2 separate regions of the Homo sapiens genome follow, and region 1 is linked to region 2. A link is a contact called in ENCODE Hi-C data. All regions are on one chromosome and are shown on one strand. The core of a region is the stretch at or near the end of the contact, and the rest is flanking DNA. Distances in the headings are between cores, read along the strand shown.

The links. A loop is a pair of places that touch in the nucleus more often than their neighbours do. Pooled maps may share reads with other maps.
Region 1: a pooled map shows a loop between it and region 2 (2.1-fold over the local background). The contact joins two enhancer-like sites. A Hi-C loop is called at or near these places in 2 of 168 maps with a recorded cell type or tissue (Caco-2 and PC-3) and 1 of 50 pooled maps.

Annotation. Positions count from the first base shown.
Region 1 is chr12:25,822,923-25,828,361 of GRCh38, reverse strand. No RefSeq gene overlaps it. Among named protein-coding and RNA genes, the nearest start is that of MIR4302, 48 kb to the left of the region's middle. Within about 2 kb of position 3,466, at least 3 of the 41 ENCODE cell types and tissues checked have a DNase peak (open chromatin) inside an H3K27ac peak, as active enhancers do.
Region 2 is chr12:25,666,152-25,672,010 of GRCh38, reverse strand. No RefSeq gene overlaps it. Among named protein-coding and RNA genes, the nearest start is that of LMNTD1, 120 kb to the right of the region's middle. Within about 2 kb of position 1,535, at least 3 of the 41 ENCODE cell types and tissues checked have a DNase peak (open chromatin) inside an H3K27ac peak, as active enhancers do.

The sequences.
Region 1 (5,439 bases), core at 2,217-4,716, 150 kb before region 2:
TGCATATTTTGGCCACAAACTTTAACTGGAATCCAGAAGGAGGGAAAAAGACCTGACAGGGATTTTGCCGGTGAAGTCCGGGGCAAAGGTCTGAATGACACCACTGATGAGTGACAGCCCCTTCCCTCCTGCAGGGCTTCTGCACACTGAGTTCCCCGAGTTGATTGTGATGATCCTGGAAATATCAGAAAATGATTCCCTCACTGTCGTACTGCTTCACTTTTGTTATCTGGAATCAAAGATAATGTACCTAATGACATAGAGTAAAAAAGAAACAAAACATTTTAAAAGATGTTAGAGACTATTTTCAGTCTGTAGCCAAGACTACAGTACTTAGAAATGTTTTTTATTAACAAAAAGGATAAAATATGCTTATGTTTACATTCCCAAGATTTATTTCTGAAGCAAAGTTTTCTGCTTTGATTAAAGTCCCCCCGTTTTAAAAACAGTATGGAAATTCACAAGGTTTGTATTTAAATTTAGAGAGCCAAGAGAGGTCAACATTTTTTGTTTTTTGGACAAGGTCTCGGTCTGTTACTTATGATGGAGTGCAATGGTGCCATCATAGCTCACTGCAACCTCGACCTCCCAGGCTCAAGTGATCCTCCCACCTCAGTCTCTCAAGTAGCTGTGACTATAGGCACGTACAACCACACCTGGCAACATTACAAAAACAATTGAATGCAATGAATGAGGAAGAAGACTTTCTTTTACTTGAACAAATATATCGATTATTAATCAAAATTAAAAATTCATATTCAACAGCAAGAAAAAAATAATTTTTTTGACATTGGCCTCTGAGATGGGCTTGAGTCTATGGGACTCAAGGGCTGTACACTCCAGGAAATTAGATGGGAACAACTTTTGTTCCAGTCATACAGGAAAAGGCACCTGAAAATTCTTATTTCCAACTTCTCAACTTTCAACAATATGGCCCATGTATAAACCTGGGCTTATCTTAACCTTGAAAGTTTTGGCATGTGGTGTGATACATGGTATTGAATTGGGACTATCTACCCAGAACATCTCAACACCATGATCATCCACATTCCTGGGCAAATACTTCACAAAGCACTGTAACACTTGCTGGTACCTTGTTACCCACCCGTGAAGGTGCATAATCTAAGAGAGATAATATTGACCCAAACATAAGGGATATATACAAGTGATTTTAAATAAGCCATTAGTAAAATAAATAATAAATTGAATATCTTTAATATCATGGTTAAATGGAAGAACAAAATTCACTAAAATGGGAGGGCAAACAAGGGGAATTCATGAGTTACAAGTTTACCAGGGAAGAAGCAGTTATCTCTGGGGCATAGGGAAGGTTTCCTTGACAGTCAGTGTGATGCTGAGAGGGGGAAACTCTGGTGACTGGACCTCCTCACAGGTTGCTTATGGAGTGGCCAGAAGCAGTCCAGACCTGGTTGGGGAAGAACCACTGCAGTTAATCCTGGAAAAGCCTGTCGGGGATAGAAGGTGGAGCTGTGCTAAAGGCTCACTAACTGGGGAACAGGTCAGGAGAGTGAGAGCAAGATGGGTTAAGGCTAATTGCAAGACATTGGCTGTGAATGAAGGGGTAGATATCCAGGGGCTGTCAAATTAAAGGTGTGGGGTCAGCAGGACAATTATGGCCTCACATTTTTTGTAGAACAAGGTGGGATATTTTAGAATATTTTATAAAATTGTGTATTAAGAAAAATCGGTTACTAAAGTATTATTGGTACCTTCTTTGGAGGATGCCAATTTGTTTCTTTAATATACATCTTTGAGAAAGAATGAATAAGATTAACTATTTGATAACACAACAGGGTCACTATAGTCAATAATAACTTAATTGTATATTTTAAAATAACTTAGGGTGTAACTGGATTGTTTGTTACTCAAAGGATAAATGCTTGAGGGGATGGACACCCCGTTCTCCATGATGTATTTATTTCACATCAAATATCAAAACATCTCATGTACTCCATAAATATATACACTTACTAGGTACCCACAAAATTAAAAATAAATAAATAAATAAAAATCGGGGGGACAAACACAAAATAAAATAAAATACACTTCTTTGGTGTGCATATGGTAGACCAATTCAGTCTAACTTTTAAACTTTCACGTGCAGAGATTTAAACATCATTCTCAGTATTATTTCTAACTGCTTCTGCCTGTTAAAACTTACAGATAAAGGTACTTACTACACCTTTATCTTTTGAGGATACAGCAAAAGGATTTTTTATTTTTGTTTTTTTTTTTTTTTTTTGAGACTGAGTTTTTCTCTGTCGCCCAGGCTGAAGTGCAGTGGCGCGATCTTGGCTCACTGCAACCTCCGCCTCCTGGGTTCAAGCGATTCTCCTGCCTCAGCCTCCGGAGTAGCCTCCCCAGTAGCTGAGATGATAGGCGCCCGCCACCACACCCAGCTAATTTTTGTATTAATTCTACTTGCTAGGTGTGTAGGCAGAATTCTAAATGGTCCTCCAGGATTCCATGTCCTCCACGATTCCATGTCCTCTAATTCCCATAACCTGTGTTCTATGGCACAGTTAACTTTCTAAGAGGGAGATTATCCAGGTAGGCCTAATCTAAACACATCAGCCCTTAAAAGCATAGAGCTTTCTCCTGTTGGTGGCAGAAGAGGGAGGCAGAGAGACATGAAACAAAAGAAGGGTTTCACAGGATGTTGCTGGCGTGAAGATGGAGGAGGCGCCATGATGAGGAACGCCGGTGGTCTCTAGAAGCTGAGAATGGCCTTTGGCTGACAGCCTGCAAGGGAATGGAAACCTCAGTTCTACTGTAACAAGGACCTGGATTCTGCCAATAACCTGAATGCACTTGGGAGCGGATTGTTTCCTAGATCCTCCAGATAGAGCTCAGCCAGCTGACACTTGGACTTCAGCGTTATAAGACTCTAAGCAGAGAACCCAGCCAAGACCACCCGACTCTGACCTACAGAAATGTGAGATAATTAATCCACGTTGCCATAAGCTGCTAAGTTTGTGAAAATTTGTCACACAACAATAGATAAAGATGTTATCTCTTATGTCTAGGCAAATGGAACTCCTGGCTGAGTTATGAAATAAATAAACCCCATCTAAATTTTCATTCTAAATTTTCATGATCTTGTGGCTTATATTTTATTCTACTTGTTTATTTACATATATTCTAGTTTGTTGGGCACAGGAATATAATGTGGCCTTGGTGTGATACTTAGACAAAAATGCATGGTGGGCTGTTAAGATTGGGGTGTTGCAGATGGGGGAAAAAAGGCCCTTCACTCTAACATCAGGGAAATTTTCAAAATATTACTGGGAATGAAGCATTAGTTGCTAACGCACTTTGACAAATGTTAGGGAGAGTGTGTGCTGCTCACATATTCCTGAGGGAGCTGCCATTTGGAAGAGTCTCAGTGTTAAGCAGAGACAAAGCAGACTAAATCTGGAAGGTATCCCAGCCTCCTTTCAGAACTGGGACTATGAAGTACCTCTTGAGCAAACCTTTTAAAAACTTGATCTACAACAGAAAAGTCACCTGCTTTATGTTTTCTCTTCTTTCTCTCCTAGTTGTAGGTGTGAAAAGAGGCAAAAGCCTGATAAACGAATAGGTTAATGTCACCCTTAAATTTGCCTGGAAGGGCATAGCCTCCATCTACTGCGTCTAACAGAGTGGCCAGAAGCAGTGCAGACCCGGCTGGGAAAGAACCACTGCATTTAGTCAGGAGAAGCCTGTGGGTGATAGAAGGTGGAGCTATACTAAGGGCTTAGTACTGGGGAACAGGTCAGGAGAGGGAGTACAAGATGGGTCAAGGCTAATATCAAGGCTAATTTCAAGACATTGGCTGTGAATGAAGGAGAGGATATCCAGGGGCTGTCATGAGTGCCAGTCTCTGCTCCTTTCTCATTAAAAAAATAATTTTCTGCCAGGCATGGTGGCTCACACCTGTAATCCTTGCACTTTGGGAGTCTAAGGCTGGAGGATTGCTTGAACCCAGGAGTTTGAGACCAGCCTGGGCAACATAGAGAGACCCTATCTCTACAAAAAAGAAAAACTTAGCCAGGCATGGTGGCTCATGCCTGTAGTCCCGGCTGCTAGGGAGGCTGAGGTGGGAGGATAGCTTGAGCCCAGGAGTTCGAGGTTGCAGTGAGCTATGATTGTGCCACTGTACTCCAGCCTAGGTGACAGGGCAAGATTCTGTCTCAAAAAAAATAAAAGATTGTCTCATCTCTAAAATGAGGAAAATCGTTATAAAAGTTAAGTGCAAATTCATTGAATTCTTTAGCACGGTGCCTTGGGGAACAGGTCAGTAGTACGAGTGCAGGATGGGTCAAGGTTAATTTCAAGACACTGGTTATGAATGAAGGAGGGGTTATCCAGCGGCTGTTGTAAATTGAAAGGGCTCCATGGAGCCGCTTCTTGATATTATTTTTACTTCTGCTTCTCTGGAAAAGTCAGACTTGTGTGTCTGTTAATTCCTGATATGACTTTTGCATCATAAAATCCAATTCTTTTTGCTTCCAGTTAGCAATGGCTGAGCTCTATACCAGGAGTTACAGGAAGCTCTGAAGCTGGAGGGCTTAACATAGTTAAAATGTATCAGGTGCTTTCAGATACAGCTCCACTTTAAGTGCAATGTTAAGAAATGATCCAAATAAATTTGTAACAATCCATGTGTATAATCACATATTTGGAAATGCTTATCTAGTTGATAGTCATTCTCGAGTTCATTTTACCTCTTCAGTCTCCTTCCGTAACCAGAATATTAAATAAATAATAATACAGGGTGAAGTGCAGTAGTATGGAGCCCTAGAGCAGGATTTTGTAGATGATTAATATTTATATCAGATTTTATAGTTTATAAATTATTGGGGCCGGGTGCGGTGGCTCACACCTGTAATCCTAGCACTTTGGGAGGCCAAGGCAGGCAGATTATCTGAGGTCGAGAGTTCGAGACCAGCCTGGCCAATATGGTGAAACCTCGTCTCTACTAAAAATTAGCTGGGCATGGTGATGGGTGCCTGTAGTTCCAAGTACTTGGGAGGCTGAGGCAGGAGAATCGCTTGAACCTGGGAGGCGGAGGTCACAGTGAGCCACTGTACTCCAGCCTGGATGTGACAGGGTGAGACTCAGTCTCAAAAATAAATATATAAAATAAAAAAATAAAAAAATTGTTAGAACAGTCATTCTAGGTTATAATATAGCATCATTATTACTATCATATGTAAGATGACATTAAGATTTAGAAAGGCAGAGTGACTTGCCCAAAGTTGTTCTTTAAGTTCCTAGGGAACATTTTCTCTGTAAATAATCTTATGAAGGACAACTTACTTCCAGGGAATCATTGGTACACTTCAATCAGGAAAAAGTGGATTAGTTCTTTTATGCCACCAAGAGACCGAGTTAGAGATTAATACTATGTAATACAATGATTTATAACAATAGAAA
Region 2 (5,859 bases), core at 286-2,785:
TTGCATTTAATGATCCTATTCAGAAGAGTAATACTATACTTCCTTCACTCTAAGTGATTTATTACTACACTGTTCAAAGAGATATAGTATATAAAAGCATTAGGCATTTGGGACTCTACCTTAGTTTTATTAGGAAAATTAGGGAAAAAAAATGTGTTTACATGTGGCTTGTATTCCCTGACTTCTCCCTTTGGGATAATTACATTCTGGTTAATCCTTGAAGAAGAGGCCAAGGTTGGTATTTACCAAGCACATATCATAGTATTTTTCGGGCGTTGTACTGGTATATTTAATATTCACACAATCCTGTGAGGCAGGTTTTTACATTTTAAGAGATTGAGGCTCAGGGAGTTCTAACTTCTCTGTGGCCACAAAGCTAGGAAGCTGGTGATACCAAAATTCAAACTCAAGCCTTTCTGACTCCAAAGATTCTGTTCTTTCCAATCGGTCAGAGTTGTAACATCCTATGGTGATAGATTGTACTATTTTTCAGAATTATTCAATCTCCTTTTACCATAAGGAGATCATATCTCCTGCCTCGTTTACTCTGGGCATGGCCGTGTAACTTGCTTTGACCCTTGGAGTGTGAGTGGATGTGATGAATACCACATCATTTTAGAGGCATCAGGGGTTTCTGTTAACTCACTTGCACTTTTCTCTGTGCCATATGAATGTGGCAAAACTTTAGAGGGAAGGAGGAGAAAGAGATTATGTTTATCCCCTGTACACACACTGCTCCCTTCCTGCCTCTTGGAGTTCTAGGCTGGCTGCATTCCTCTAAGGCCACAGGGCATCTGCAGCTCTAGCTCCAATAACACCTTTACACCTAAGAATGATCATGATTTCTCATTCATTGATGCTCTGCCATCCCTTGCCTTCTTCACCCAGTCTGTATCTCTGTAAGTAGTTCCTTTATGATACTCTCTTCAGGATTAAGCCCTTTGAGTGGATCATCTTTTCCTGAGATGTCCCTGATGATAAAGAAGCCCAATCAGACTTTTAAACATGATGCAGAACAGAAATCAGTATCAAACGCTGGAGGCCATAGAGAACCAGAATCAAAGAGATGAGAGGGAGGAATCATGAGTCATAGAGTCCTGTGAGCAGTTTCTATGGATCAGGTACTAAGTGCTTCACATGCATGGCATTTAAACCTCACAATGACCCAGTGAGTTAATAGGATAACTACCAAATTTTATAGGTGAGAGAGTGGTTAAGTAATTTGTTGTGGTCACTCTTTAGTCATTGGCAGAGCTAAGATTTGAATCCCAAGTCTATTGCTTCCCAAACCCAGGCTCCTAACCATCTACTATACTTAACTTTCTATTACAGAAACAAGACCTATAGTTTACTGCTTGCTTTACATACTTGCAAGGCTTGGTATGTGTTATGGTTAGCTGTCTTTAAAGGGCAGATAGGGGGCAGGTATTTTGGCGATAGTCAGCAAATGTATCTGAGTGTTGATGAGTCCAGTGTTGAAAGGCTGTCATGGAAACACCTGACACCCTTCTCTGTGTCACTTCCTTCTCTCAAAGCTTAGGCAACTCCTTATTGGCCTCCAGATAAAATCCAGTCTCCTTTGCCTGTCCTTTCCTGTTCTCTGCAACTGTGCCACATCTACCTTTCCAGAATTGTCTTCTACCAGTCACACACTCAACATGCTTCAATCAAACAGACTCACTCTTTGTGGTTCACTGGTTTCTTCATGAAGTTGCTTTTGCTCCATTTTTTTCCGCTGCAAAGCCCTCTTGAGCCCTTCCGGCCCTTAAAATCACTTAAAAGCTACTCCCTCCAAACCAATCTCTCCTTATTACCCAATGACAAGCCATCATCTCTCCCTACTCTTAATATTAACAGCTTCGTTTTACTACTTTTGCTGCACATATTATACACAATAATTTTAGTTGTCTGTGTTCTCTTTTACTTTCCTATCAGATATCAGGAGCTTAGACAATGGGGAAAGCTAAACTGTGTGAAACAGAACCCCTAACCCAAGGAGAACCGTCAACACAAAGATCTCTAAACACCAGTGCCTCTATGTACTTAATGTGGCAAATGATCAATACTTTGGGCATTTAAGAGAGTGAATGTTCACATTTAGGTGAGGGGACCAAAGAAGTTTTCTTGAAAAAAAAAAATGCCATTTGGGATATACCTGGAAGTCTGGCAGGGCTGTCAAATGGCATAAATTGGGAGGCTCATTCTTTGAGGATTCTATGGAGCATGAAATGGCTTTAAGAATATTGCCTCCATTGTGCTCAACCATGCCTCCAGTGTTTAATGATACTAATAATAGCATATTTCATTTACTGAGTGCTCAACACATGTCAGAGATTGTGTTAGACACTCCCTTTTATACATTATCTCATTTAATTCTCATAAGAGCATTTAAGATGACAAAAATCAGTGCTTGAAGAGATTTAGCAACTTTTCCAAGGTGGACCAATTAGTCAGTGGTGGAGGTGAATCTTATACCCACGTCTAACTGATTACAAAGTCTAGATGACTAAATGAGGCCACATTGCCTTTATTTTTCCAACCTGACATTTTACAAAATCCTTCTTTATTTATCTACAACTGACATTCCAGGGAAAATGCAGTCCCTTAAAAGTCATATGGAGTCAATACAATCCTTAAATAATATTTATAAACTGACAAATTTTAAGGAATCTAGCTGTATACAATGCAACTCTGCAGAGTTTTGTGGGTTTTTTTTTTTTAAACAGTATTCTGAAACAACATTCTAACTATCTTATGACTTTTATATTGGGGCATTAAGGTTGTGGCTCTTTAATCTGAGGTACACAACAAATTCCAAAATCTCTGAGTGATGATATAGCTCTTCACGTGAAATATTTTCTAAAACTAAAATATGGTCCCCCAGTAATTATGTGAGTCACCATTCAAACTGAGGTCTCCGTTTAAATTCAAACCTGTATCTAGTAAATGAGATTTCAAAAGTTGCTCTTTGCTATTTTTATCGGGATAAAAATGTGACAGCACTTTCCAAGTCTACAATGAAATTAAGTTCAGGGATATGAAACTGTTATACATTGTGGAATATGAGAGACATTTACCGAAAACAATGAGCTTCTATTTTCCAGGTGCTCAGACACTCCAGTAATAAGCATTAACACACCGGAGTTGCCTGGGTGTGAGTTATAAACTAGCATGAGCTGAAAAGGAGATGTCGGTATTTTTTCATTGTTGTTAAATCATAAAAACATTTATTTCCCAGATGTTATGAAATGTTTTCTGTGCCCTGTGTGAAAACAGTAACGAATTTTCATACCAACAAAATATGACTTGAGGACAGATTGCTAGCAACATCTGTTAAAATGAGAGAGAGAGAGAGAGAGAGAGAGAGAGAGAGAGAGAGAGAGAGAGAGAGAGAGCACACAAGCACACACTTCCCAGGGGCAGAATCTTACCTACTGATAGGCAAAAGACTGGCAGGTGTCCTTCAATTACAGCACTGCCAAACAGAACATTCTCCATAAAACCTCTTGTTAGCTGCATTGTATTGGTGCAGAGCAGCAGCTCTGGAGAACCATAGGAAAATGTTAGTTTTAGCACACACTGCTAAAAATTTTGGGGGAAAAAAATCACATCTGAAAGACATAAAGTTTGGAATTATCCAGACTTTCACTCAGTTCAGAACTACCAGTAGCCGGAAGCAAAAGGGCAGTGGAAAATGAAGCATTTGCAAGTTTGTCAAATTGCTATTTATGTATGCATCAACGTATGGACTTTTTGGCAATTCGCAGACATTTTTGAGATCATATATTTTTGTAAGAAATGGAGAGGGCTGAAAATGTTTCCCAGAATGACCACAATAGACTATTGTCACACTTGACAGACCATGAAGTGGGTAAAAGTATGATTTGTTTAAACTATTGTTCACGTTCTAGACAATGCCAACTAACATCATGAATGTTAGTAGCTTGGTAAATGTAGCTTATCTGACTGAGCAATACCAACCATTCTGGTTTTCTTGGGACTGAGGGGTTTCCCCAGGACAAGAGACATTCAGTTCCACTGAAATGGCCACTAAAGTAGTATAGTCCCAGAAAAATGGTGGTTGGTGACCACCATAATAAGACAAAGTATTTTAGTTTCTGTCTTATATGCCAAATTCATATGAAATTTAAAAGTGCAAAGGAAAACAAAAACCTTGCTCTATTATTTTTAAGCCACAAACTTATGTTCAATTTTTTAAATTACAAGTTTATTGAAATAATTTAAGTGATTGTTTTAAAAAGTAAAATAACACAATAAAATATTTCTTTAGTAAACTGAAGATGTTTTTATAGCTCGTAAGAAACAGTGGAATCATTTCATCACTCTAAAGAGTTTCAAAACTTTTGCTTTAAAAATAAATAAACTAACAAAAAAAGCATGAAATAAAATGACTCCTGAAAATGAATAGAGCAAAGGAGAGGCTATAATGATATGAGCCAGAGCCAACGCATTGGTGATGCTAGTGGTAATTTTGATTGGGGCTCTGACCTGAGATAAATTAAAAACAAGGGTTCAAAGAAGCTTTGAGGCACTGTTGTATTGGGGGATAGAGAAGATAGCTGCACATGTGAATTGCTGAAAGAAATGATGGGACAGGATGGGATGAACCACTCTGTGCCACTTCCTTAAACTGGAGCCTCCTTGACAAAAGGACAAGCCACAACTGAAGTGGAAAGACTAGGTTAATAGAACCTTAGTAAGATTCACCAAGACCTGAAGATCATCCTCTTTTTGTACTTCAGAGTACAGCTTCAGGCAATTCTGTTTATTGCATCAGAGCTTAATAATAGCTGGGTGGTTTGAAAAAATACATTTTAGAAGGAACAGTGCACATGTTTGTTATTAATTTTAATTTAAAATATAAGGAGTTCTATTTTAATTATTTGCTTTTATATTGTGCCTGCTGTGGGAAAATGGAAAATGACTAACTTTTATCAAATGAAAGGAGGCGGATGCAAAGCAATATGGCTTTTGCAGCTTTTACTTTTTTTAAGCATGTTTTATATACACTGAGAAAAAACAAGTAAATTAAACATACTAAATGTTATTAATGTAAGTTATTTTGGGGTGGCAAAATAATAAATTTTTATTTTATTTTTTATTATGTCTAATTCCTCTAAATTTTTAGAGTAAAATAATAATTTATCAATGTAATAATAAAGTATTATAAGTAATAATTTACCAAACATTATGTTCCAAGGAAAATAAACCACTGTGATTACTTTCAATATCTATTAGAGAAAGTGAGCTATTAATAAGCATTTTTTTTTTTTTTTTGAGACGGAGTCTCGCTCTGTCACCCAGGCCGGACTGCGGACTGCAGTGGCGGAATCTTGGCTCACTGCAAGCTCCGCTTCCCGGGTTCACGCCATTCTCCTGCCTCAGCCTCCCGAGTAGCTGGGACTACAGGCGCCCGCCACTGCGCCCGGCTAATTTTTTGTATTTTTAGTAGAGACGGGGTTTCACCTTGTTAGCCAGGATGGTCTCTATCTCCTGACCTCATGATCCACCCGCCTCAGCCTCCCAAAGTGCTGGGATTACAGGCGTGAGCCACCGCCCCCGGCCTTAATAAGCATTTTTTGACTATTGGGTACAAATAAAGAAGAAGGCATGACCCATGCTCTCAAAAAGTGTAAAATATAGCAGGTAAAGAAAAAATCATAAATATTTATGATGATTAAGGCCAATGTGATTCATTTTGTGATTAAAAAGGATATTGTTATTCAAGTTTATGTATTAAAACATTAATTTTGATATTCTTTTGTGGCATATACTACTTTATACATACATTGAAAAATATCACTGATTATTAGAATCTGCCTAGAGTATGAAATATAT